Regions from separate parts of the Homo sapiens genome. Here all the other regions are linked to region 1. A link is an interaction called in ENCODE POLR2A ChIA-PET data of the cell type or tissue named here. Cell type or tissue: OCI-LY7. All regions are shown on one strand. Each heading gives the region's core, and the rest is flanking DNA. Links, peaks and the distances in the headings are about the cores only. Region 1 overlaps SLC4A5 (solute carrier family 4 member 5). Region 2 holds the start of DUSP11 (dual specificity phosphatase 11). Region 3 overlaps ALMS1 (ALMS1 centrosome and basal body associated protein).

Evidence for each region. ChIA-PET counts read pairs that join two places held together with the same protein. Peaks named below come from ENCODE experiments on the same cell type or tissue, not always from the same donor. Only the 100,000 strongest peaks of a DNase experiment are listed, where the experiment ranks them.
Region 2: POLR2A ChIA-PET joins it to region 1 with 8 read pairs; 1 of 35 experiments calls an interaction of 5 or more read pairs at or near these places.
Region 3: POLR2A ChIA-PET joins it to region 1 with 5 read pairs; 1 of 35 experiments calls an interaction of 5 or more read pairs at or near these places.

Annotation. Positions count from the first base shown.
Region 1 is chr2:74,295,504-74,300,503 of GRCh38, reverse strand. The region is part of intron 7 of SLC4A5 (solute carrier family 4 member 5); the gene reads left to right. Among named protein-coding and RNA genes, the nearest start is that of SLC4A5, 45 kb to the left of the region's middle. In OCI-LY7, for the core only: no CTCF peak of the experiment used is centred there; a DNase peak (open chromatin) is centred at 2,923; H3K27ac peaks cover 1,340 bases.
Region 2 is chr2:73,775,783-73,784,214 of GRCh38, reverse strand. It overlaps DUSP11 (dual specificity phosphatase 11), which reads left to right and starts at 4,112. Exons shown (of 9, transcript NM_003584.3): 1 at 4,112-4,341; 2 at 5,839-5,914. The coding sequence starts at 4,241. It overlaps C2orf78 (chromosome 2 open reading frame 78), which reads right to left and starts at 32. Exons shown (of 3, transcript NM_001080474.3): 1 at 1-32. RefSeq lists enhancers at 4,141-4,210, 4,291-4,340, 4,471-4,620. In OCI-LY7, for the core only: a CTCF peak has its summit at 4,007; a DNase peak (open chromatin) is centred at 4,064; H3K4me3 peaks cover 1,942 bases; H3K27ac peaks cover 737 bases.
Region 3 is chr2:73,449,626-73,457,590 of GRCh38, reverse strand. It overlaps ALMS1 (ALMS1 centrosome and basal body associated protein), which reads right to left. Exons shown (of 23, transcript NM_001378454.1): 8 at 3,524-7,965; 9 at 2,296-2,429. It overlaps ALMS1-IT1 (ALMS1 intronic transcript 1), which reads right to left and starts at 488. Exons shown (of 2, transcript NR_046762.1): 1 at 265-488. In OCI-LY7, for the core only: no CTCF peak of the experiment used is centred there; a DNase peak (open chromatin) is centred at 5,840.

The DNA of each region.
Region 1 (5,000 bases), core at 1-5,000:
CATACATTTCTCTTTTCTAGCTTTATTGAAGTATAATTGACAAAATTATACATGTTTAAGGTATAAAACATGATTTGATATACATACACATTGTGAGATGATTACCACAATCAAATTGGTTAACACCTTCATCACCACTCATAGTTACCTTTGTGCGAGTGTATGGTAAGAACACTTAAGATCTCTCTAAGCAAATTTCAAGTATGCAATACAGTATTATTAACTATAGTCACCATGCAGTACATTAGATCCCTGGAATATTTTTATCTTTGACCAACATCTCCCCATCTTCCACATCCGACCCCTGGTAAACACTGTTCTGCCCTCTGTTTCTATGAGTTCAACTTTTTCAGATTCCACATATAAATGAGAACATGCAATAGTTCTGGCTTATTTCACTTAGCGTCATGCCCTCCCGGTTCTTCCATGTTGAAACAAATGGCAGAATTTCCTTCTTTTTTATGGCTGAATAATATTCCATTGTATATATTTGTATATGCCACATTTTCTTTATCCCTTCATCTGTCAGTGGACATGCAGGTTGTTTCTGTTTTGGCTATTGTGAATAATGCTGCAGTGAACATGGGCACGTGGGTATCTTTTCAAGATACTGATTTGGCTTCCTTTGGGTGTATACCCAGAGATGGGGTTGTTGGATCATATACTAGTTCTACTTTTATGTTTTGAGGAACTTCCATATTATTTTCCATAATGGCTGTACCAATTTACATTCCCACCAACAGTGCACAAGTGTTCCCTTTTCTCCACTTTCTTGCCCATACTAGTTATCTTTTGCTTTTTGTAGCCATTCTAACAGGTATGGGGTGACATCTCACTATGGTTTTGGTTTTAATTTGCATTTCCCTGATGATTAGTGATGGTGAGCACTTTTTCATATACCTATTGGCTATTTCTTTGTTGTATTAGTCCATTCTCACGCTGCTAACAAAGACATAACTGAGACTGGGTAATTTATAAAGAAAAAGAGGCTTGATGGACTCACAGTTCCACATGGTTGGGGAGGGCTCACAATCACGGCAGAAGGTGAAGGAGGAGCAAAGGCATGTTTTACATGGCAGCACGCAAGAGAGAATGTGCAGGGGAACTGCTCTTTATAAAACCATCAGGTCTCATGAAATTTATTTATTTATTGAGATGGAGTTTCGCTCTTATTGCCCAGGATGGAGTGCAATGGCGCAATCTCAGCTCACCGCAACCTCTGCCTCCCGGGTTCAAGCAATTCTCCTGTCTCAGCCTCCCGAGTATCTGGGATTACATGCATGCACCACCACACCCAGCTAATTTTTGTGTTTTTAGTAGAGATGGGGTTTCTCCATGTTGGTCAGGCTGGTCTTGAACTCCCAGCCTCAGGTGATCTGCCTTCCTCGGCCTCCCAAAGTGCTGGGATTACAGGCATGAGCCACTGCGCCTGGCGAGATTTATTCACTATCATGAGAACATGGGAAAAACCCACCCTCATGATTAAATTACCTGCCACCAGGTCCCTCCCATGACACATGGGGATTATAGGAGCTACAATTCAAGATGAGATTTGGGTGGTGACACAGCCAAACCATATCATATGTCTTCTTTAGAAAAACATCTATTCAGATCCTTGGCCTTTTTTTAAGGGTCTCACTGTGTTGCCCAGGCTGGACTTGAACTCCTGGTATCAAGCTATCCTCTTGCCTCAGCTTCCTGAGGCACTGGGACAACAGGCACATGCCACTGTATCTGGCTTCCTTTGCCCATTTAAAAATAGGATTTTTTTCTTTTTGCTATTGAGTTGTATGAGTTCCTTATATATTTTGGGTATGAAGCCCTTATCAGATATATGGCTTGCAAATCTTTTCTCCCATTCTGTGGGTTGCCTTTTCATTTTGTTGATTGTTTCCTTTGCCATGCAGAAGCCTTTTCATATGATATTGTTGCACTAGTTTATTTTTGCTTTTGTTACCTGTGCTTTTGGTGCCATATCCAAAAGAAATCACTGCCAAGACCAATGTTAAACAACTTTTCTCCTGTTTTCCTTTAGCACTTTTATGTTTTGAGGTCTTACATTTAAGCCTTTAATCCATTTCAAGTTAATTTTTTGTCAGTGGCATAAGATGGGGTCCAATTTTATTCTTCTGCACGTGGATATCCAGTCTTCTCAACACCATTTATTGGAGAGACTAATCTTTTCACCTTGTGTATTCTTACCACTCTTGTCAGATACTAGTTGACCATGTATGTGTGCATGTTTCTGTGCTTTCTATTATATTCCCTTGGTCCACGTGCCTGTCTTAATGCCAGTACCATACTGTTTAGATTACTATAGCTTTGTAATATAGCTTGAAATCTGGAATTACATCTTCTCAATTAATCCTCACACCAACAGTAAAAGGGAGATATTATTATCCCCATCTTCAGATTGTGAAACTAAGATTCAAAGAGATGTAGCATAATGCAGATGTTAATCAGTGAATGTGGGAAATAAAAACAGATCTATTGACTCCAAAGACTGTGCTTGCCCTTTCACTACATTGCTTTCCTTTATAAGATGTCATTGGTCAGTCACCATATTGGACCCTGGCTGATAATGATGTCCTTTCAAGTAGCCAAATTGCCTCATGTTGAAAGGAATAGATAGGTAGGAAATAATAGGCCATAGCAGTTGGTTTATTTATTTTCTCTCTCTCCCTCCTTACCACACCTTCCCCCAATGTGAATATATTAATAATTTAGGAAGTCAATACTTAGTAGCCAATCAATTTTGACTGAAGCAGAACTCATATGATGAATAGAATCATCAAGCTGTGGTGAAAGTCAGTAGGAGCCAGGGTTTCTACCCTGGGGGGAAAAAATGTGTTTTCTGGCTGTGAAAACCTCTTGAGAGGCCATTAGGAGAAAGAGGATTAGAAGCAGCTTTAGAAATGTGGTTGCACTTCCACTTTTCTAGGCTGCTAATAAGAACTGGAGCCAGTTTAAGAGAAACAAGGTCAGTCAAGCCCAACTGGGGTGTGTAGACCCTGGAGTCTCAGTATTCTCATCTGGAGAGTGAAAGATTGTTGCAGGGTGGCCAATTGTTTCAGTCTGCCCAGGACTGAGACTTGTCCCAGGATGAGGGAGGAAGGACTTTCAGTGCTAAAACCAGATCGGTCCTAGGCAAACTGCATGGTTGTTCATGCCAGATTGCTACGAGTTGTTAAATGAGAGATAAATAGATATTAGATACCTCACATGGTGCATGGTGCATGGTAGGCACTTAACATATAGTTGGTTCACTTTATACACATTAACCCAATTTAAGAGCACCACGCCCAAATCTTTTTCCTCTAAAGTGGGCATTTGTTTGATTTGGCTGCCCTCGTTGGTACTGAGAAGCTTATGAGATCCTTCTGATGGAAGGAGTGTGAAAAATATTCAAGCCTTCATCTATTTGCCAGGTATTGAGCAGCGCTGGGATCACCAAAAGATCAAAATTACCCTAAGATGAGAAGTAAAGGAGAGAAAGGCTTTCTATTAAGACACTGGAACCTCACAAGGTTCCAAAGCCTTAGGACCAAAGACATGTTTCATGTTGTCTTTCTTTTCTGATAAGAAAGGAGCCAAGGGTTAGGATAGAAAATAAGTTTATCTCTAAAACATCTCCTGCACTAAGGAGTCCCTGAGGCAGGCCACGTTTCAAACATGGGAGCAAAGACAACTGGCTTTCTTTTTTTTTTTTTTTTTTTTGAGACAGAGTCTTGCTCCGTCACCCAAGCTGGAGGGCAGTGGCACGATCTCGGCTCACTACAACCTCCGCTCCAGGTTCAAGCAATTCTCCTGCCTCAGCCTCCTGAGTAGCTGGGATTACAGGCATGTGCCACCACACCTAGCTAATTTTTTTTTTTTTTTTTTTTTTTGTATTTTTAGTAGAGACGGGTTTCACCATGTTGGCCAGGCTGGTTTCAAACTCCTGACCTCAAGTGACTCAAGTGATCCACCTGCCTCGGCCTCCCAAAGTGCTAGGATTACAGACGTGAGCCACAGTGCCTGGCCGACAATTGGCTTTCTTTTAGGGTTTGAAACTTTAAAATTGGGGTGGCTTCCTCACCTTTGTCTACTTAATTTGGATCTTGAAGGAAGTGGTGAAGAGGGGAGAAGTGAGAAAAGAGAAAAGGAGGAAGAAAAAGGAGAAAGGATAAAGATCATTCTAGACCTTTTATGCTCCCCCCAACCCTGGGGCTGGGGAAGGAAGACAAATTAAAATTACCTCAAGGAAGTCTGTTTCTACACCACTCTCTTCTTGCCCTTTAACACCTTAAAACCAAGATCGCCCCGAATTTTCAACATATACTGCATTCCCTCCCTAGCCAAGAGGGCTGTTCTCCTAAAAAACAAAAACAAAACTCAAGCAAAAAACCCTACCAGGAGAGAATCTTGAGTTAGTGACCTTAAGACCTTAAGGGGAAATGGGTTGAGAGCCTGAATTTGCAAGTGAACCAATGAAAATCCTAATATAAAGTTTTTATAACCTTATTCGATGTGGTTAACTAAAATAGACTCCAGCCTCCTCGCCACATTCTAGAATAGGCCCACACCTTTGCTTAAATGTCTGTGAATTTCCAAAGGCTTCTAGTCTCAGCGTTGCCCTGGCTCCAAGTCCCTGCTTGGTGGACTCAGTCTCACAGTGCTTCACCTTTGGCATCTGTTCTCTGCTTTCACCTCCAGGAAAGCCCAGGTATGGAGTTCTGCCCTGCTGTGGTTTCCTCAAAATTGGTCGTTTAAGGCACATAGGTGAGCAGCAGGCTTTGTTGAAGGTTCAGAACCATGGAGGGGGTTTACTTTGTAGAGATACTCAATTTTTTCTTTTTCTTTTTTGTTTTGTTTTGTGTTTTTTGTTTTTGAGAAGGAGTCTCCCTCTATTGCCCAGGCTGGAGTGCAGTGGTATGATCTCTGCTCACTGCAACCTCTGCCTCCCAGATTCAAGCAATTCTCTTGCCTCTGCCTCCCGAGTAGCTGGGACTACAGGCACC
Region 2 (8,432 bases), core at 1,519-6,518, 520 kb after region 1:
CTACCAGGTGGTGGTCGGTTTGGTGGGAGAATGATGTCACAAAGCAGGCAGTTTAAAGGTCTGCGATAGCCAATAGGGAGGTCAGATTCCCCACAAGACAGGATTGGCTGGCAGAGGTGGTAGGAAAGGTGTAACAGCACTAAGTGGCTGAGCTCTGGGGAGGTGAAATCTGCAAGACAGACATGATAGTCCCACTTTCCCCCAGGCTCTCATGTTAGGGAGATCATCTCAATGTTTCTCATAAATGTTCACTAATATAATTAACTAACATTTATATTTTATATGTTACATTTCATAATATGTAATAGTATGCATTTATAATTATATAGTACATACACAATATCCTTGGGGAGAAAGGAAAGGGATGTTTAAGTTGAGCAATTACAGTTGTTCTAAAACTATTTCAGTGAATCTGATTAATGAATTTACTGCTGCTTTTTAATTTTATTGTATTTTTTGTGAGATGGAGTCTGGCTCTGTCGCCCAGGCTGGAGTGCAGTGGCGTGACCTCGGCTCACTGCAAGCTCCACCTCCCAGGTTCATGCCATTCTCCTGACTCAGCCTCCTGAGTCCTGCCACTTCGCCTGGCTAATTTTTTGTATTTTTGGTAGAGACGGGGTTTCACCCTGTTAGCCAGGATGATCTCGATCACCTGACCTCGTGATCGGTCTTCCCCTGCCTCCCAAAGTGCTGGGATTACAGGCGGGAGCCACGGCGCCCGGCCCTGCTGCCGCTTTTAAGGGCCAAAGAAGGGATTAAAGAGCCTTCTTTTGTAACTTGGTTGAACGGCAAAGTTCGTTGACTGCCCATTGTAGGAAAGGATGTGGTCCAAGGCTCTTCTCTTTTAGTTTCTTCTCCTTGAATCCTACCTTCTTTGGGCTGGGCCAGGTTGGACTTGGATCTCTCTTCTGCTCTCCTTTTTTTAACCCCTTGATTTTAGGCATCGTTTCTGGGCCAAGCCTTGATCTTGCATTTTTACATTTGTGGATATTCCTTCTTGTCAACTTCCAGAGCAGGAGTCTTCTTTTCAGTGTCCGGATGTTTGGAATACGGACTCTGCTTATGAGAAGCAAACACCAGAGAGGTAGAAGACAAGGCTGACTGCAGACCTTCCCTCTTCTAGCCTTTGGTCACATTTCTTTTGCCCATGGTTTGCTACCTCTGGCTCCTTGGGCCACACAGACACCCTGCCATCCTGCTCTTTTATACGTGAGAAGCATTCAGGATACTTTCTTTCTTCTCACATAAGGGGATCCAGTATGGCAGTTACTTTTAGCCTCCTCTCTCTTGCAAACAGCCACTATAGAATCTTGGGCCTTTGGGATATCCTGTCAGCCATGCTTGGGTGCAAGGGCTAGGCAAAATGAAGAATTTAAGCATTTAGTGGAGAATAGGAAACAGGCAAGTTGAGGGTACAGGGAAAAAGAGATTTGTGTGGATTTTTTGGTTTATGTGACAAACAATTCGACACACTTATTTTGTATTAATAGAACATAGAATTTAATATTTTTTATGTAGCTAGTCCAGAACTTCCATTACTTCTGTACACTGAAGAAAATAATCATAATATTCTTTTTCCATTATGTTTTATGTCATATTACCTCATTTATGTTATTCATTAGTATGTCTGGTTACTTTCTAGGAACCCTATTCCGCCTAGGTCTGGATTTTCTTGTGTCAACTATAACTGAGTTTGTTCTCACCCCAATGTTGTGTCTTTTAGCAAATTGAAAGTGTAAGCCCAATACAGCTTTTCTAGCTTCTGAAAGATTTATGTCACGTTTTGTATCTTGTCATGTCTATAGACATTTGTAACATTTGTAGTTTTGGGCTACTATACACCTATTGGAATTTTTCATGCATTTCAGAAAAACATTGTATTATTTATTTATTTATTTCGTGATACAGAGTCTCGCTCTGTTGCCCAGGCTGGAGTGCAATGGCACAATCTTGGCTCACTGCAACCTCCGCCTCCCATGTTCAAGCCATTCTCCTGCCTCAGCCTCCCAAGTACCCTGGACTACAGGTATGAGCCACCACGCCCAGCTAATTTCTGTATTTTTAGTAGAGATAGGATTTTACCATGTTGGCCAGGTTGATCTCTAACTCCTGACCTCAAGTGACCTGCCCGCCTCGGCCTCCCAAAGTGCTGGAATTACAGGCATGAGCCACCATGCCCGGCCACAATATTTTACAATTTAATGTCAAATTTGAATGTGGGCTGGGCGCAGGGGCTCACGCCTGTCATCCCAGCACTTTGGGAGGCCGAAGAGAGCAGATGACTTGAGGTCAGGAGTTCAAGACCAGCCTGGCCAACTTGGTGAAACCTTGTCTTTACTAAAAATACAAAAATTAGCCGGGCATGGTGGCACACGCCTGTAGTCGCAGCTACTCAAGAGGCTGAGGCAGGAGAATTGCTTGAACCCAGGAGGCAGAGGTTGCAGTGAGCTGAGATCGCGCCACTGCACTCTAGCCTGGGTGACAGAGAGAGACTCCATCTCAACAACAACAACAACAAATAATTAAATGTTCCTAATTGTAGGTTTGTTATGTTCTGCTATCCTGTCTTTTTCTTTTTCCAATGAACAATTTATGAATATTGACACATTTTTAATGATGTGGAAATTTTCAGAATTGTAAATGTTTATGTATTTAAAACTGGTTGGAAAAGTACTGTCTCAAAAATGTTAATAAAGCTAGCAGTCTAGCTTTATTAATATTCATTTATTCAATAGCTCTGACCTTTCTTATCCTTGGTTTACCCAGCTCTGAAATGGTTGCAAAGATTACTAAAAATATATGTAAGTTACTTTCATAAATTAGAAACTAAGAAGTAAAAATTACTTTCAAAAATCTGCCATTGGCCAGGTGCGGTGGCTCAAGCCTGTAATCCCAGCACTTTCGGAGGTCGAGGAGTGCTGATCATGAGGTCAAGACATCGAGACCATCCTGGCCAACATGGAGAAACCCTGTCTCTACTAAAATACAAAAAATTGGCTGGGAGTCGTGGCATGCACCTGTAGTCCCAGCTACTCAGGAGGTTGAGGCAGGGAGAATTGCTTGAACCCGGGAGGCGGAGGTTGCAGTGAGCTGAGATGGCACCACTGCACTCCAGCCTGGTGGCAGAGTGAGACTGGGTCTCAAAAAAAAAAAAAAAAAGTCTGCAATCATAATTACTTACAGTTTAATCTGGAATTTAGTACTCTATTCTATTTTCAAAGCTGCTATAGGGTATGCTGTCCTTTGTAGTTCCACTTTTAGCAGAATTGAACGTTTTTCTAACGGGTACAGATCTTTATGCTTGAGACTGTGTGGAAACCTTGGACTTGAGCTCCACTCTCAGTTATTTTTTGTATTTGCTAAAACTTAAATACATTCTGTCCACCTCTAGCATGATACCTGGTATGTGATAGGAACCCAATAAAAGTTTGGCTTTGATGGGAGTGTATGTTTCTACATTATTTTTGGAGGGTAATTAGGTAGTATCTTTCCAAATTTTAAGTTTGTATGTGTTTCATTCCAGACATTCTACTTCTAGGAATTTAGATATAGTTGTATATATGTATAAGGATGTTCACATTGCAGCATTGTCTGTAACAAGATTTGAAAAGAACCTGAAAACAACTAAAGGTCCATTAATATTGAACTGGCTAAATACGTTATGGTACTTTTAATTATGTTACTCATAAGCAAGTAAATTGCCTATAGCCATTAAAAATAGAATCTATGTATGCATAAATTGACTGGGATAATCAGTGTTTAAGGTATACTGTAGAATATGTACAGTTACTCCTTTTGTATAAAAATAGAGGATATACATATATGTGAAAGTAAATATGTATACAAAATATGCAAAATGTGAATGTAAGCGCTGGTAAATATCTAGAAGAACACACAAGGAACCGGGGCGTGGGGCGGATCGGGCAGAGGGACTTCCCTGTGCCTCACTGTTTGAATTCTGAAGGGTGCATACACGCCCTTATTGACCTGTGCTACTGGCCTCTGGCTAAAGAGGGCGCTGTAGCCACCAAAGTCCTGTTTACAGATCAGGAGTCTCAGTAAGCCAGCGTGGCTACGCCATCACGACCGGCGGTGGCACATGCGCAATAGCGAGACGCTGGAGCGCGGCGTAGGTGGCTGCCGAGTCTTTTCCTGTTTAGGGTCTTATCCTGGCATTGAGGGCGCCGGACTGGCGCTTTTGGCCGACTTGGCATTGGGTGGGCGGCTTCTTGGGACCCACATGAGCCAGTGGCATCATCCCCGCAGTGGCTGGGGCCGGAGACGCGACTTTTCAGGACGCTCCTCAGCCAAGAAGAAGGGCGGAAACCACATCCCCGAAAGGTAGTATGTCTTGGTCCCTTGGCGTGGCCTTTCCAGCTCGTGGCTTCTGGGTCTGGGCTTCATCGTTTGTGGTCTCTGCCTCTCGCCGTTGCCATCGCAAGCTTGACTTGTCCGCCGCTTGCTTTGAGGCTTTGACCCTCTGCGCCACCCGCTGTAGCTGAAAGGGGCGATGTCTGTGATGTCCTGTGATTTCTCCATATTCTTGTAAAAGGGAGGTTCTGGCCATTGCTCTTAGGTAAAATACGGAAGGATTGCTTTAAGGTGGGACTGTTACTGTTGGGGACACTCCTTAATTCCCAAAATGGAACCTCCTCAATTCCTTGTTACGTTGGCACGGAAAGTGTAATGGTTTGAGTTAGGAACCCAGCAGTAGTAGCGCCCTGAGATCTCACATGGAAAGTTGGTTTGTATTGTTTCCAGAAATCACAAAGAGCATACTTTGTTACTTCCTAACAGGCCTCATTTGAAAGATAACTCCTTTATACGTACAAATGATTAATTTTGAGACTTTGCACGTAGGTGCATTGAACTGTTTTTACTCCTTGAGACCATCCTCCACCATCTCATACCTCAATAAATCCTCTTCATTTTATCTACTATCTTTTGACTGTCACTTTCTGTCAGTACCCTAATACAGGTCTTGCCTGACTTATTGCAGTGGGGTTCTAATTAGTGAATCTCCTGTTTGTTTTCTTCCAATCCGTTTTTTTGTTTTTGTTTTTGGGATGGATTTTTGCTCTTCTCCGCCAGGCTGGAGTGCAATGGTCCAATCTCGGCTCACTGCAACCTCCGCCTCCCGGATTCAAGCGATTCTCCTCCCTCAGCCGCCCAAGTTGCTGGGATTACAGGCGCCCGCCACCACACCCGGCTAATTTTTTTTGTATTTTTAGTAGAGATGGGGTTTCACCATGTGGGTCAGGCTGGTCTCGAACTCCTGACCTCAGGTGATCCACCTGCCTCAGCCTCCCAAATTGCCGGGATTAACAGACGTGAGCCACCGCGCCCGGCCAGTTCCTAGCATTATTAAGTGAAGTTCACAGTCCCTCTTCTAGCAGGTTTTCTCTTAAAATATGAACTTGAAGTTTCCTACTAATTGAACTTTATGGCATCAGTCGTATGAAAACTAAAAGCGTGAAGTGAAATAATTGAATTTAAATTATTTCAGTGAATATGTTTGTATTAATGGCACTTTAGTATCTGGTACTGGGCCAAGTTTAACAGGGATACAGAAGTTCTGGGTATCTCCGGTTTTATATAGGCCTTATTTGAGTTGTACTGTTGTGTTGGCTTGTGTTCGTTTTTATGATGGGGAAACAGGAGAGAAGGACGGTATAGGTCGTTACTTGGTGGGGTTTAATAAGTGGAGTGGCGAAATGCAAAGCAGAGAGGAGAGAGGACATGTTGTGCGGGCTATGATTCCCATTTTCAAAAAGTCTTATTTTGTGCAAGGAAACAAGGCTAACATACAATTTGGCTAACAAAAAATATATCTAATAGGTGGAAAGACTATCTCCCAGTTGGACAGCGGATGCCTGGGACTCGTTTCATTGCTTTCAAAGTTCCTTTGCAAAAGGTAAGCAAAAGTTAATTCAGTATTCTTTCAGGCATCTGAGTTCACCATGCAGAACACTGCTCTCCACTCTATCACATTCCATTTTCTCTTTTTATAGCAAATACTTTGTAATGACCCCTTTACTATCCTGAAATGAAGTTCATAGGTACATACAACCTACTTCATATTTTAAACAAAAATACCAATTAACACCCTAACTATAATATAAAAAATAAAATAAAAGTAATTTATAATAAAATAATATTTATTTCAATATATAAATGTTTGGACATGACTACATTAAAAGACATAGAGTAATAGTTGCCTGCGCCATGAATTCAAGAATTACAAATGTAGACTGATCTAGGTGGGTTGTATTGCTTTAGTGGTAGGAGTTTCTGTAATAGATTTCCAAATATAACAAAGTATAATCTTCATTTGGTTGATAAGGTGATTATTATCCTGGAAAATTCAATATATATTAGTATTGTACAAAAAATACTTTGTGTTTATTTGTGAAATGGAGTTAGGTTCTGAGGCCAAGCTAAATATGAACAGCTTTTTATCTATATTAATCTTGAATAGGACATCCAAAAGCCATTCAGGATGTGGGACACATTTGTAGGACTGTCCTGAATTTGGCAAGTTGTTTAGAATTTGTAACCCTTACCCACTGAATGCCAGTGGGACTCCTTTCCTTCCATGGTCACAATCAGAAATATCCCCCGGATCATCAAGGTCAGGATTTCAGTGGGGAAAATCTGAAGATTGTATTTTTGTTTAAACTAGGAAAGGAATAGGAGGGATAGGAGGGGAAAGCTTTTGACAGCCATAAAAAAGATGAGAAGGTGAAGACAAATAATTGTTTTCTAGATTCCATGTCTTTCTTATTAGACTTCCCCAGCATAGCTCAGATTAGTATCAGGAGAAGCCTACTTGAAACGTTTTGGGAATTTACTTAATTTGTGACTTATAGATCAGATTTCCTTTTTCAACTGCTGTGTCAGCTTCTCTGCATGTCTGGGCTTAAAAATGAGTCATTTCAGGCCAGGCCTGTTGGATCATGTTTGTAATCCAGTACTTTGGGAGGCAAGGTGGGTGTATCGCTTGAGTCCAGGAGTTTTAGACCAGCCTGGGCAACACTGAAACCGTGTCTCTACAAAAAATACAAAAATTAACCAGGCGCGGTGGCGTGTGCTTGTAGTCTCAGCTGCTCAGGAGGCTGAAGTGGGAGGATCGATTGAACCCAGGAGGTCAAGGCTGCAGTGAGCCATGATCATGCCACTGTACTCCAGCCTGGGCAACAGAGCAAGACCCTGTCTCCAAAAAGAAGGTGTTGGAGACACAGGGAATTTTTAGGGAAGTGAAACTATTCTGTGTGATACTCTAAGGGTGGATACATGTTATATATTGATCAAAACCTATAAAAGGGCTTCACGTATATTAACACATTTCACAACAATCCTGTGCTGATGAAGTAGCAGTAGTACTAATATCTCTTACTGAGTGCTTATTCTGCACTAAGCTCAGAGAATAGATGGTTACATCTAATAAATAATTTTGTAGATAATCAAACAGGCTCAGAAAAGGAAGAATCAAAACTTGAACTTAGTTCTTTCTCTCATTTTTTTTGTGGCAAAATATATATAACATAATATGTACATACAATGCATAACATAGAATGAATCACGCATACCTAACCTCTAGACTTTGGTGATAACGATGTGTCAGAGTTGGTTCTTCATTTGTAACAAATGGACCACACTGGTATGGAATGTGGATAGTGGGGGAGTCTGGGTGGGTTGGGGAAGGCAAAGTACATGTGGGAACTATCTGTCCTTTTGGCTCAGTTTTGCTGTGAACCTAAAACTGCTCTGAAAACTAGTCTATTTTTTTTTTTTTTTTTTTGAGATGGTGTCTCGCTTGTCGCCCAGGCTGGAGTGCAGTGGTGTGATCTTGGTTCACTGCAAGCTCTGCCTCCTGGGTTCACGCCATTCTCCTGCCTCTGCCTCCTGAGTAGCTGGAACTACCGGCGCCTGCCACCACGCCTGGCTAATTTTTTTGTGTTTTTAGTAGAGATGGGGTTTCACCGTGTTAGCCAGGATGGTCTCGATCTCCTGACCTCGTGATCCTCCTGCCTCGGCCTCCCAAAGTGCTGGGATTACAGGCTTGAGCCACCGCACCCAGCCAAACTAGTCTATTTTTTAAAAAGTACATTGCTGGCACCTGAGTAGCCAGACAGATTGAAGGAACAGAGCATAAAGTTCAAAAATAAGCCACATACATAAAAGAATATTCAGCAATGAAAGCCATCCTTCATATATGTAGACATGTGAGAAATATTTATTTGTGAGGCCGAGACAGGAGGGTTGCTTGAGCTCAGGAGTTTGAGATCAGCCTGGGCTACATGGCAAGACGGCAAGACCCTATCTCTTTTTTTTTTTTTTTTTTTTTTTTAAATTTTTTTTTTGAGATGGAGTCACTCTGTCACCCAGGCTGGAGTGCAGTGGTGTGATCTCGGCTCACTGCAAGCTCTGCC
Region 3 (7,965 bases), core at 2,966-7,965, 850 kb after region 1:
ACTGATATAAAAGCAATAAAAAGAAATACAGGAGAGTTAAAAAGTATTACATAGGGCGAGGCGTAATGGCCTGTAATCCCAGCATTTTGGGAGGCCGAGGCAGGCGGATCACTTGAGGTCAGGAGTTCAAGACCAGCCTGGCCAACATAGTGAAACCCCATCTCTACTAAAAATACAAAGATCAGCTGGATGTGGTGTCATGCGCCACTCACACAGCTGTAATCCCAGCTACCCGGGAGGCTGAGGCAGGAGAATCACTTGAACCTGGGATGTAGAAGTTGCAGTGAGCCAAGATCATGCCACTGCAGTCCAGCCTGGGCAATAAAGTGAGACTCTGTCTCAAAAATAAGAAGATTTTTAAAAAAGTATTATATAGATACAAGAAATGAGAATAGGAATCTTGGCAGCAGTTCATGGTTTTTGTTTGGTTTGTTTTGCTTTGCTTTTTTCCTACAGCTTTAAGTTTTGAAAGCAGTACATGGTTTTTTTTAATGCCCAATTATGCTGTGACCATTAAAGATCTCACAGTACATTGACAGAAAGAGAATTACTGAATATACTTCATGCTGGTCAGATCAGAAGTGAAATTGTGTTTCATCTAATTCAGGACACCTTATTTTAAGAAAAACACAGACAAACCAGAGTCTACCCAAAGGAAGGCAACTTGCTTGCTGAGGGATCTGGAAATATGAACGCAAGAAAATAATTTTTAAAAATAGGGAAACACAGATCACTGAGAAAACTATGTAATTTTAAACAAATGATGCTAGGATAGTGCTCACTTTGGCAGCATATATACAAATGGTGCTAAGACAACCAATTGCCCATTTTATTATTCTTATTATTTTGTCAATTTTGTTTTTCACAAGCATATACGTAAAACCTAAAATCCAATCTAATTTGTACTTTTCAAACTTTTCCAAAATTGAGATAATCCAAATAAACTATATCACTGGAGAATAGTTTTCTAAGAAACTTTGTATGAATCAGGCCATGAAATCCTTGCATGATAGCTATATCAATTCTTTCAGGATTAATAATAGTAATAATAGCTGCCAGTTACTGAGTACTAACTAGACATCACACGTTCTACTAAGCATTTTATAGGCATTATCTCACATAATCCACACCAAAACCCTCTACGATAGGCATTATTATACCCTATTACTATGCAAAATAGCAGACAAAATGCCTTATCCACAGGAGAAAGAATAAATTATCATGTAATCACACACTGGAATACTGTACAGTAATAAGGAACAAATGAAAACTCTGCACATCTACATAGAAGCAGCTCAAAACCCTAACACTGTGTGAAACACCTAGTTCTCAAAAGAATATGTATCATATTGATTCCATCTTAGAGTTCAAAACCATACTGAAGAGAAGGAAAATCATTATATATCAAAATAAGAAATAAAAAAGATATGACTGGGAAAGGAGAAACAAAGAACTTCAACAGTATTTGGTAATGTTCTATTTCTCAAGCTCGATAGTAAATATATGGGAATTATTTTTACTTGCTGCTATTCTTTACATAAATGATTCATATATGCTCTTTTCTACATATGAAATAGTTAATAGAAGGAAAATATGTACTATTAAAATGAAAGCCATTTATACATAAGCTATTATAGCTGTGTACTCAAGTATTTAAAATAAACATTTGAAAATAGCTGGATTTCAAGATACCACTTTCAAGAGAAAATAAGGGTGACATTTAGTCTTCTCTGTTCTTAAAAAAAAAATTGATAAAACAAGCAAATCAGTTCTTATTTTTCTAAGAAGATAAATTTTTCAAAATATGAATTTGGAATCAATAAAAACAACATATCTAGACTGTAAGAATCTAATACTTATATCTTAACTTTTGAAAAATTAAGATGCCTGCCTAGGCACAGTGGCTCATGCCTGTAATCCCAGCATTTTGGGAGGCCAAGGCAAGAGGATCGCTTGAATCCAAGCGTTCAAGACCAGCCTGGGCAACGTAGAGACCCTGTCTCTGCCAAAAATTTAAAAATTAGCCGAGCAGGGCGGTACACACATGTGGTCCCAGCTACCTGAGAGGCTGAGGTGGGAGGATTCCTTGAGTCTAAGAGTTCAGGGCTGCAGTGACCTGTGATTGCACTGCTGCACTTCAGCCTGGGCAACAGAGCAAGACTGTCTCAAAAACAAAACCAAAAAAGGCTTTAGCCAAATATTATCAGCAACTCAACTGATGCCCAAGTAAGAGATCCTAATTCCATCACCCATTCTTTCATATTTACTTTCTTCATTTCCAGATTTCTTTTATACCTTGGACAAGTCAGTTGTTCTTCCATGACCAAATAACTCTGCCTTGATCTCTTCTACTTTCCTCCTGTCATCTTCATTTAATTCTGAAATGGAGTATCCACAATCATGTGCTAAATTGAACTTCATATTCCAGGCTGGAGAGAAAGCATACACTTGAGATAATACAATGCAAAAGTGATAATTTGTCAACAATTGCAACACAGAAGATCATCAATATATGCAATTTAATACCCACTGCAATGCTTAGTATGTCTTCTTCTCAATTATGACAACCTATTAGAAATTCTTGACAGAGATCCTTTCACTGCAAAGTCTGATTTTCTTAAGTCATGCTCTATAGATAATTCTACAAAAAAGCCACTTTAAATCGGGTAATCAATCATATTTATCTTAATCCTCCTTTTAATCATGAGTTTCTTTACCTCTCCCTTTAGTTCCTGCTACAATTACTCATAATTCCATGACAGCTGATATTTAAAAGTAATAAATACAACTTGGAGGTTTTTTTGTAGAATAAAAATGTGCAGGGAACAGCGTAGGAAGTTAACCTCAAGGGACGATTTCTAGGTAGGCCTAAATTGCTTTTAAATTGCCTCCCAAAATATATTCCCCATATTGTCTTACAGATTTTTGTTTTTAATGGAATTCTATTAGAAATTAATGAGATTTGTAAATATTCTCTTTTAAACCTCTAACCCAAGTTTTAGTATAAAATACATTGATTTTTTTTTCAAATGTCTGAGATCAACACCAAGAGTTCTATTAGAAAAGGGAAAGAGAAAATATATGTAGTTTTAGGACAAAAAGCAATTTAGAGCACAGCAAATTGGAGGCTCTTTCTGCCTTCAGAATAAGGATACTATAATGGGAGGATTAGAGAAACGTGATAGCTTTAGGAGCTCAGGAGCCCAAGCGACCTCTTTACTCTCTGTCATACATCAGAATCTACTTCTCCTAAGAACAAGAACGTAAACTCAGGCTGGTACTATTAATACTGTAACTTAACTACATTATTGGTTAAATAGGCTTTTTATGGATTGTTAGAAGAAATATAGTCATTCTAACAATTCTATTGGAAAATACATTTAGAACTCCAAATATCTAACTTCATTTTTTTTCTTGATCTTGCTTGTATTTTTCATTGGCTAAGCTTCCTCAAAACATAAATATCTAACTTTAAACACATTATTAAACTATAACGTTTATAAGCCTGAAACTTTCTTCTTACCATGTGCTCGTACCCGGCTTTCCTCTTCCTCTGCATTTCTGAGTATTTCTTTAGCATGATTCAGTGAGGATTCACATTGCAGAAGGTTTTTCACATGTGCAGCCAGTGAATCTACACTGCTACCACCACCATCCTCACTCTCTGACACACCCTCTTCCTCCCTGCTATCTGTTATACTTGTCTTGGGTGAAACATATGGAAAGAAGTTTAGAAGAACATCAGAAACTGATTCCAAAGACTCTGGTAAATTACTGTCCCACGAGCAGGAACCATTTCCATCACTGGCATCACTACTTGAATCACTTTTTATGACAGTCATCATAGGGATAATAATTTTATTCCCAATGGTTCCACTACACCCTTCAGGTTCAGACCTCATTACAGATTTGGCTGCTTGATATTGCCTAAGAGTTTCTTCTAATGCCATACTGACTTTGCTCTCTGCTTCCTGTAGAGGACTTCTAACTGTAGTTGAACTAATAAACTCCCAATTTTCAATGCCTCTCCGGCATTTCAAATTCGTCTGTGTGCCAATATCCTTCTGTATGCACCTGCTGCTTGGGCTTTCCTCTGTGAATGGCTGTCTGTGAAGCAAATCACCATTAGATACACCCGTGGAAGAGGGTTCTTTGAAGCAAACCACCTTCTTAGATTGTATAAATGAAATATCACTAATATCTCTGAAACGGGCAAGGGGAGCAGGAAAATTGCATCGTTTCAGTGCCATATTTTCTGCCTCCATCAAAAGTGTCCGAATTTCCTTAAGAGTTTTAGCACTATTTTCTGCATCCTGGATTTCTTCAGAGCCAACATCTCTAAAACCTGCAGATTCTGGTTTATTTATTACAACTCTGTCATCAGCCTGAGAATTTAAAAGCACATTATTTGAGCTAACACTGGAGTCAGAAGAATTCAAATTATCTATTAGCCTTTGGACATGTTCTGAAACAAGCTTGTGATTCTCACCATGTGAGTAAGTACCAGAGGGAACTGTTTGTAATCCGGTAATTTGATCAGCTTGCCCAAGAGCACTTGAGATCTTTAGAGCATCTTCAGTTAGATGTCTATCTGGCAAATCCTTTTGATAGAAAATATCTGGTTTCTCTCGATGTGAAAAGGAACTAGGAAGAGCTGTTGGTAATACTGTTTTCTGGCCAGCTGGTCCAGGAATTGTTGAAACCTTCAGCACATCTTCAGTTACATGACTACCTGGCAATTCCTGTGGACTGAAAATATTCGATTTCTCTCTGTGAAAATAAGAACTAGAGAGAGATACTGGTTTTCCAGTATTCACATCAGTTAGTTCAGGGACAGCTGAAATCTTTAGAATACCTTTACTTTGATCTCTATCTGGCAACTGCTGTTGAAATAAAATATTGGGCTTTACTGTTTGAGAATAGGAACTATGAAAAGCTGTCTGGGATGGAGTCTTCTGGTCATTTGGTCCAATCACAGTTGAAATCTTGGGCTTCTCTATTTGTGAGTAGGAACTAAGGGTAGCTGCTGGAAACTCAGTTTTCTGGTCATCTGGTATATGCACAGTTGAAATCTTGAGTTTCTCTTTATGTGAATGTGAGTAGGAACTAGACAGTCCTATTGGTATCCCAGTCTTCTGCTCTGCTGGTATAGAAACAGGTGAAACTTTCAGAGCCTCTTCTGTGAGATGACTGTCTGGCAACTCCTGTTGAGAGATAACACTGGGCTTCTCTCTACGTGAGTAGTAACTTAAAGGTACTGTTGGTATCTCAGTCTTCCGGTCACCTTGTCCAGGAACAACAAAAACATTTAAAGCTTCTTCAGTAACATCTGGCAACTCCTGCTGATGAAAAATACTGGCCTTCTCTCTATTTGAGTAGGAACTAGAGGATGCTATTTGTATCCCAGTCTTCTGGTCAGCAGGCCCAGGAACCCCTATTGCTTTCAAAGTTACTTCAGTAAGATCTGGCAACTCCTGCTCATAAGAAATGACAGAGTGCTCTCTCTGTGGGTAGGAATTAGAGGGCAGGATGTTTATTCCAGTCTTCTGGTCAGCTGGTCCAGGAACTCTTAAAATTTTCAAACCTGCTTCAGTAAAATGCGGCAACTCTCGCTGGTAGGAAACAATGGGCTTCTCTCTGTGTGAGTAGGAAGTAGAGGTTACTGTTGATACCCCAGTCTTCTGGTCAGCTGGTCCAGGAACATTTGAAACTTTCAGAGCCTCTTCAGTTAGATGACTATCTGGCAACTCTTGCTGGTAAGAAATATTAGGCTTCTCTGTATGTGAATAGAAAGAGGAAGTTACAGTAGATAACCCAGTCTTCTGGTCAGCTGGTTGAGGAACAGCTGAAACTTTCAGAGCTTCTTGAGTTAGCTCACTGTCTGGCAGGGCCTGTTGGTAGAAGACAATGGGCTTCTCTCTATATGAGTATAAACTAGAGGATACTGATGGTGTCTCAGTCTTCTGGGCATCTGGTCCAGGAACAGGTGGAACTTTCAGAGCTTCTTCAGGTAAATGACTGTCTGATAGGGTCTGCTGGTAGAAAATGACAGGCTTCCCCCTATTTGAGTAGCTAGTAGAATGTACTGGTAATGTCTCAGTCTTCTGGTCAGCTGGTCCAGGAGCAGCTGAAACTTTCACAACCTCTTTATTTAGAGGACTGTCTAGCAGAGCCTGCCGGTAGAAAGTAATGGGCTTCTCTCCAAGTGCACTGGAACCTAAAGGTCCTGCTGGTATGTCAGTCTTTTTTTCAGTAGGTCCAGAAACAATGGAAACTTTCAGAGCCTCTTCAGGTAGATGACCATCTGGAAAGGCCTGTTTGTAGTTAACAATCGGCTTCTCTCCAAATGAGTAGGAAGTAGAGGTTATGGTTGGTATGCCAGTTGTCTGGTCAGCTGGTCCAGGAGCAGAAGAAACTCTGAGAGCCTCTTCAGGTATTTGACTACCTAGCAATGCCAGTTGGTAGAAACTGCCAGACTTTGCTCTATGTTGTGAGTAGGAAGGAGAGGTTATAGTTGGTGCGCCAGTTGTCTGGCCAACTGGTCCAGGAGCAACTGAAACTTTCAGAGACTCTTCAGGTAGATGACCCTCTGGAAAGGCCTGTTTGTAGATAACAATGGGCTTCTCTCCAAATGAGCTGGAAGGGGAGGTTACAGTTGGTGTGCCAATCGTCTGGTCAACTGGTCCAGGAGCAACTGAAACTTCCAAAGCCTCTTCAGGTAGATGACTATGTGGCAAGACCTGTTGGTAGAAACTACCAGGCTTCTCTGTGTGTGAGTAGAAAGTAGAGGGTAAAGTTGGTATCCCAGTCTTCCGGTCACCTGGTCCAGGAACCGCTGAAACGTTCTTAGCCTCTTCAGTTAGATGACTACCTGGCAACGACTGTTGGTAGAAAATACTCGGCTTCTCTGTATGTTGTGAGTAAGAAGTAGAGGTTACAGTTGGTGTGCCAGTTGTCTGGTCAACTGGTTCAGAGGCAACTGAAATTTTCAGAGCCTCTTCAGTTGGATGACTATGTGGCAAGACCTGTTGGTAGAAAACACCAGGCTTCTCTGTGTGTGAGTAGAAAGTAGAGGGTAAAATTGGTATCACAGTCTTCTGGTCAGCTGGTCCAGGAACCGCTGAAACATTCTTAGCCTCTTCAGTTAGATGACTACTTGGCAACGACTGTTGGTAGAAAATGCTGGGCTTCTCTCTATATTGTGAGTAGGAAGTAGAGGTTACAGCTGGTGTGCCAGTTGTCTGGTCAACTGGTTCAGAGGCAACTGAAATTTTCAGAGCCTCTTCAGTTGGATGATTATCTGGCAAGACCTGTTGGTAGAAAATACCAGGCTTCTCTGTGTGTGAGTAAGAAGCAGAGGTTGGAGTTGGTGTCCCAGTCTTCTGGTCAGCTGGTCCAAGAACAGGTGAAACTTTCTGTGCCTCTTCAGGTATGTGACTACCTGGCAAGGTCTGTTGATAGAAAATACCAGGTTTCTCTCTTTGTGAGTAGAAGGTAGAAAGTACTCTTGGTATCCAAGTCTTCTGGTTACCTGGTCCAGTAACAGCTGAAACTTTCTGAGCCTCTTCAGGTATATGAGTACCTGGCAAGGCCTGCTGGTGGAAAATGCTGGGCTTTTCTCTATGTTGTGAGTAGGAAGTTGAGGTTACAGTTGGTGTGCCAGTCTTCTGGTCTGCTAGTCCAGGAGCTACTGAAATTTTCAGAGCCTCTTTAGGCAGATGACTCTCTGGCAAGGTCTGTTGGTAGAAAATACCAGGCTTCTCTCTTTGTGAGTAGAAAGTAGACGGTACTGCTGGTGTGTCAGTCATCTGGTCAGCTGGTCCAGGGAAGGCTGAAACTTTCAGACTCTCTTCAGGTAGATGACTGTCTGATAACACCTGTGGGTACAAAACACTAGGCTTCTCCCTCTGTGGGTAAGAACTAGACTGTACTGCTGGTATCTCAGTCTTCTGGTCAGCTGGTCCA